2 separate regions of the Homo sapiens genome follow, and region 1 is linked to region 2. A link is a loop called in an ENCODE intact Hi-C map of the cell type or tissue named here. Cell type or tissue: heart left ventricle. All regions are shown on one strand. Links, peaks and the distances in the headings refer to the core of each region. The heading gives the core; the rest is flanking DNA.

What was found. Peaks named below come from ENCODE experiments on the same cell type or tissue, not always from the same donor. Only the 100,000 strongest peaks of a DNase experiment are listed, where the experiment ranks them.
Region 1: a loop joins it to region 2, with 2.3 times the contacts of the local background. A loop is called at or near these places in 15 of 110 quality-filtered maps.

The regions. Positions count from the first base shown.
Region 1 is chr13:110,359,784-110,362,697 of GRCh38, forward strand. The region is part of intron 4 of COL4A2 (collagen type IV alpha 2 chain); the gene reads left to right. Among named protein-coding and RNA genes, the nearest start is that of MIR8073, 20 kb to the left of the region's middle. RefSeq lists enhancers at 576-1,076, 1,077-1,577. In heart left ventricle, for the core only: no CTCF peak of the experiment used is centred there; DNase peaks (open chromatin) are centred at 1,678 and 2,058; H3K27ac peaks cover 2,370 bases.
Region 2 is chr13:110,410,783-110,413,696 of GRCh38, forward strand. All of the region lies in intron 4 of COL4A2 (collagen type IV alpha 2 chain), which reads left to right. Among named protein-coding and RNA genes, the nearest start is that of COL4A2-AS2, 51 kb to the right of the region's middle. RefSeq lists a silencer at 1,420-1,714. In heart left ventricle, for the core only: a CTCF peak has its summit at 1,652 (motif pointing left); DNase peaks (open chromatin) are centred at 1,619 and 2,709; H3K27ac peaks cover 2,500 bases.

The DNA.
Region 1 (2,914 bases), core at 288-2,787, 51 kb before region 2:
GACCTGTGACTGATCATTATTTCACTGTCAAAAATCACAACTGAGGAGGCTTCCTGCCCCTTTGATCAAAGCTCCCATCTCTCCACCTGCTGCATTCATCATTAGTTGCACTTCTCAAAACAGTTATTTTTGTTTCGGTTAAGCATTCCTCTGCCTGCTGTGGGGACTTTATGGTTTAGAAATTGCTGGTTGAAGATCATTTATCAGCACTTAACAAGGCTAAATAATTTTTAAGTTTATGGAAGCCATTTCACAAGATGTAAAATTCCCCTGGGTCTCATGCTATGGATTTTCCCAACGACACTTCTGTGGCAGTGATGAGAATGCCTGACTGCAGACTCTCCACCCCGCAGCCCTTGACTGGCTCAGCCTTATATGGGCATGGATAGAATTGGTGGTATACACATATCTGTGAGACTAGCTGTGTGGGACGGAGTTCGTGTCTAGAGCGACTCTGCATTCTTCTCCATGTCATCAGATAAACAGAACCCAAACAAACTGAGTAGAGGTGACCGGATCTGTTCTTTTCACTTTCTATGATTATTTAATGCAGAATCAACATAGTAACATTTTCCATAATGCCTTTAGGAGAATTTGATTCTTCAGTAAACATAGCTAGTTCAGATTATTTCAGTATATAATGGCATCTGCATAGCAGTGTACTGTTACACGATGCCAGAGGTCTTTTCAGTGAGGTTATTAGGAGGGGATTTCTAAGGATCCCCAAGACTCTGTGATTTCACGAATTCACAGCACAGGCATTGAGACCTTTTTATTTCCCAGCGTCCCTAGTGAAGGAAACACCTTGAGTCTCTTTCTATACTTTGCCAAGTAAAATGAAAAATCGACACCTTCTGGTTAATCTGATTAACTTGAGTAATCCAAAACTCCGTGTGGGCTTGGCTGTCCTCTAGTTATCCAGACGGGTTATCAACACTGATCCAATTAAGCTGTGATTGGCAGCTGTCTGAAGGGTTGTACAAAAGACAGAGGCAAACGATACCCGCCCCCCACCCCGGGGCCTGGACTGTGGGATCCACTGTGCACGCGCAGCACTCATGTGGCCTGAAATCTGGCTGTACCTGTACCTCTGGGTGCTGCGTGATGCTTGACACTGTCATTTCACCTGGGCCGAGGCCCGTGCTGCCAAGGGACCACACAGCCAGTCACTGGAGTGTGTTAACAATCAGCACACAGGGCTGCTCTGTTAATTCAGGTGAGACCCTGAACATTCACTGATAAAGTGATAGAAATAGCTGATGATAAAAGGTAAGAAAGAGATCAGTGATGCCATTTACCATTTTCTTATTCCTGGAGATATTCTTCTGTGTGTTACAGGAGACAATTACTCTCAGGACTGCTGCATCTACTGTATTAAAACATTTTTAAGATAGAGCATCTGTTTCAATACTACAAATCCGGTGCATGTGGCTTAACTATTTATTAATTAACAGATTTTCCCAAATGTGCTCTTGCAGAAGCATTGCTCTGTCTGCCCTACTTTTGGACTGATAGTATTTTTTTAAAGTAAGATAATACATAAAAATAGCAGCTGGACAGAGCTTGCTGTCGAAAGGGCTGTGTGCATAGTTTGTTCTTTCCCACAGCTTCCCCTGGGGTGGCTCCCGTCTCTCTTCCCTGTGGTGCTACTGTAACAGCCCTGGAAATGCCTGGCTGCAGACTCGCCACACCCCAGCACTTGGCTAGCTCAGCCTTTTATGGGCATGGTACCCCAGTTCATCTGTGCGTCACCATGGTGACAGCCAACATCGGAAGTTGTACGTCACTGGATAACTTTTGGACACGAAGCAGAAATCACAAGCATACTATGGATTCCAGTTCCAAATGGATTCTCATGTGACCAGTGAATGAGCTTTGGGTCAATTTGCAGAGCTTTGTTCATCCTTGGGCGGTGAGTGGTAGACTCTCCCAGCAGGGAGAGAATTGCTTCACCCAGACAGAACCACCCAGTCCCATAGATAATTCCAGCAAGCCACAGAGTTGAGGCCTGAAGAGGCAAGGCAGGAGCTGTGTACCGGCTGCTTGGCACTGCCCACTTCCCCTCCCTGGGCAGAGCTGGGAGGAGCTGAGCCAGGAGCCAGCCCATGTCCTGTAGTTCACGTACGAGCACACTGACTTCAGGAGGGAAATGGCCTCTGCAAATCTCACACCCAGATTGTGGCAGAGTCCAAAACAAAACTCAAGTCTGGGGACTTAGACAAATTCTTTTTCCAGCATAATCATCTTCTGTGTCCGTACTCCTCTTCCCATATGTCAGCCTAGAAGAGTGAGGCTCTCCGGGATGCAGGGAAGAACATAGGCAGCGTGAGAAGAGAGTTTCCCCTCGTTATGCAAGAGTTATGGTTCCCTAGTTAACTCTCTAACCACTTCTTCAGTTGTTTTGTGGATTAAAAAATAACTTTAACAAATGATTCAGGGCTCTGTTGTTATTTGAGGGTCTGTATTTCAAATAATCTCTAGTAAGCATATTGGAATAATTATAAATGATAAGTTCGATTCATTGATACTGCATGTTCTCAGATTTACCCCTCCACTGAATACCAGGCAATCATCAGCACCAAACAAGGTGCCCGCCCCTAGCACCTTTCACTGCAGCCCTCCCAGGCTCAAGCAGTTCTCCTGCCTTAGGCCCTCAAGTAGCTGGAACTATAGGCATGCACCACCACACCTGGCTGATTTTTGTATTTTTTTTTTTTTGTGGAGATGGGATTTTGCCATATTGCCCAGTCTGGTCTTGAACTCCTAAGCTCAGGCAGTCTGCCCACCTCAGCCTCCCAAACTTCTGGGATTACAGGTGTGAGCCACCACACCCAGCCTTCTTTTTCTATTCTCTTTTCAGTTTTCTTTCTTTATACACCATGGAGATGGAAGGCAGTTGAATGGGAAGCATCAA
Region 2 (2,914 bases), core at 278-2,777:
ATAAAGAAACTGAGGCTCAGGGAAGGGCAGTGACTTGCCTGTGGTCATAGAACTGGCAGAGCTGGGATTCAACCCCGGTAGCACTTCAAATCTGGTACTCTTCCTTCTTGACTGCACGGGGCTCCAAATCACGTGAATCTGTGTTTAACTGATCAGTGTTAAATCACTTCGGTTTGTTCACAAACCAAATGGCCACCATTCTGCCCTTTTCTCCTCTCAGCTGCCTTCTTCTCGATGCTCTTAAGCCCTCACTCACGGCCTGTGGGGTTACTGCAGGGACTTCTACCACCGTCTCCCACGTCCCATCTCAGCTCCTATCTGTGGTCAGCACCCAGGCCTCCCTACAGGTCTTCTCAGCCACGACAGCCTTCTCCCAAGGAACCTGGGCCTCTGCGAAGCGGCCTCCTGATTCCCCACAACTCCCCTGGAACACAAAGCTCGTCTTCTCCAAGGTCCAGCTAAACCCTGCTTCAGAATATGCTTAAACAGCCAACCTTTTTAGCATGCAGAACTCCACAGCTGTTTAGAAAATCTTCCTAATGCAGCCTGTTTTCAACAACGAATCTGTTCAGAGAAGGTAGAGAAAGCATAGGTTATGTCTAAATATTTCCCTGGAGTGTGTTACTACTTCAGAGTATTAGCCTGCAGCTCCAGGGGCCTCCTCTGCATACCTTTTGACCAGCATTGCTAAAAAGTAACAGAAATGGCTTGTTTGGGTTTCACCTTCTTTTTCTACCCATCACTCTTTAGCAGGGAGGGGGATTAATGAGCCGTGAAATGGCTACATTTGAGCAGGGTAGGGTTAAAGCAGAGAAGCCATGTTCTTAAATCACCTCTGCAGGACTGTGGCTGGCTTGGTTTTGTACGGATTTCCATGAACCCCAGGCATACATTGTTTATTTTTGTAGACAATTTGTCCATCTGCTTTTGGCTTAATTATCGCTTCAGGAAGATCAGTGGAAAAGATGTATTCAGAGTCCAAGGTCATGTCTGTTCCTCAAGGGAAGTCTGTGTGGATGACAATGCCCTATGGAACTCTTTTGAAAAGCCCCATATGACTCTTCTCTTTCATATACCAGCCAAATGGCCCAAACCTCTCTGTGCCTCAGTTTCCTCACCATAAAATGGGTACAATGACAGTACCTACCTCGTAGAGGTTTGTGAGGACTACATAGGCTGACTGTTGGAAAGTGCTCCGAACAGTGAACAGTCTAGAGTAAAAATGTCAGCTGCTGTTCTAGCTTAGTCCCAACCAGGGGTCAAAGCTAATAACCTGAAACACTCTCTTGTGGACCCTCTGCAATGGGCTGGGCCTAACAGGTCCGCCAATACACAAATTTGGAACACTTTCCTTTAAGCAAGTCAAAGGGAAGGGAATTGTCCAACCAATCAGTGATTGAGTTTGTTCCACCACCCTGTAGAAAGGAAAATGGAATTCGATGTGCTCTTTCGACATCTTTGGAACTCTGCAGTCAGGACTTTCCCCATGGGAGGTGAGCTCCCCGTGACAAATGAGGGAGCTGCCCTCTCTCCCACTGAGATGAGTCATTGTAACCCAAAACAATCTCAAAATCTTTGACATCACTGCCGCTTGCAAATCTGTGCCTCCAGCCAAGGGCCGGTGGATGCTACTGCCTGCCACCTCGTGTTCACCACCAGAACTGCACGTCACTCCGAATCTGCTGACCTCATACCCTGGCATAGAAACAGTAAAAAGACCAAACAAAAACGTGTCTTTTTTGGACCCAAGGTTGAAATCTGATTTTAAAACAGAGACATTCAGTAAGCATTAAACATCTTCCTTTTATAGCTTTCTCACAGACCTACATTGACAAACTCACCCCTTCCCTCCATAACCTTTACGCCCCTGAGTCACAGTAGTTGCCCTGAATTGCTTACGCAGGTCTGGCTTATCACCGACAGTTGTCCTCAAAACACTTGGTTCAAATGTTACCAGAACTAAATTTGGAGGAGGGAGTCCTGGCATTCCAGAGCCCTTGCCTCATTTTCTAGCGCGATCCCAGCAGATGGTCTGATGTATCTCATCAGATGCTGAGCGCGGGCCTCACTGGCCCAGCCCTCCTTTCCACAAGTCTGGTGGTCTCCTTTTTTATGACTCCACTTGAGAGGCCTGGGAAACATTCTCCCTGATAATGCAGGTGATAAAACCAGATCATCTGGTGGAACGAACAATCAGAAATTCCACTGGGCGGGCACAGGGCTTGGAGAAGAGTTGAGATTGCGGATGATGTTTTCCGGTAGATGAAGGTGACTGAAGGAATTGAATGGAGGGTGGAGGGGACTAAAGGAGAGGGTGAAGTCCTCCACAGCATGACCCACTGCTGCTCGGCATCAGAAATTGGGAAGTCATTATAATGGTCAGAAACGTGGTCTAAAAATAGAAGATTCCATGTGGGAAGAACATGAATTTCGGAGCCAGGCAGAGGGGGTAAATAGCAGTGCCATAACGCATGTGTTTAACAGACAGCACATGGAGTGTGTTCTGTGTGTCAAATCCTGCAAGAGATGCCGGGGACAGAGTGTGAATGAGGCATGGTCCCTACCTCCAAGGGCCTCGCGGTCTCACGTGAAATGTGGGTACAGAGATGTAGTATGGCAGTGCCCTGCAGTGTGCCATGGGGAAGAAGCCCCGGCCGCCTCCTCCAGTTGTGAGGAGGGGAAGATGCCCCCAGAGAGCCCATGCTTGAGTCACATCCTCTAGTGACCCTGAGAGCCTCAGGCAGCGAGGGCTGCGTGTGCCATGGCCCTGAGGTTCCAGAGAAACTGGCCCAACCGCTAGGCACTCAGTTAGACTGGAGAGTGCAGTGCACTGTGCCAGCGTGGGAAGGGGTGTGCCAGGGCAGTGGGGGACAAAAAAACGCAAAGGCTATGGCGGGGTGGCTCGCAGAGCCTG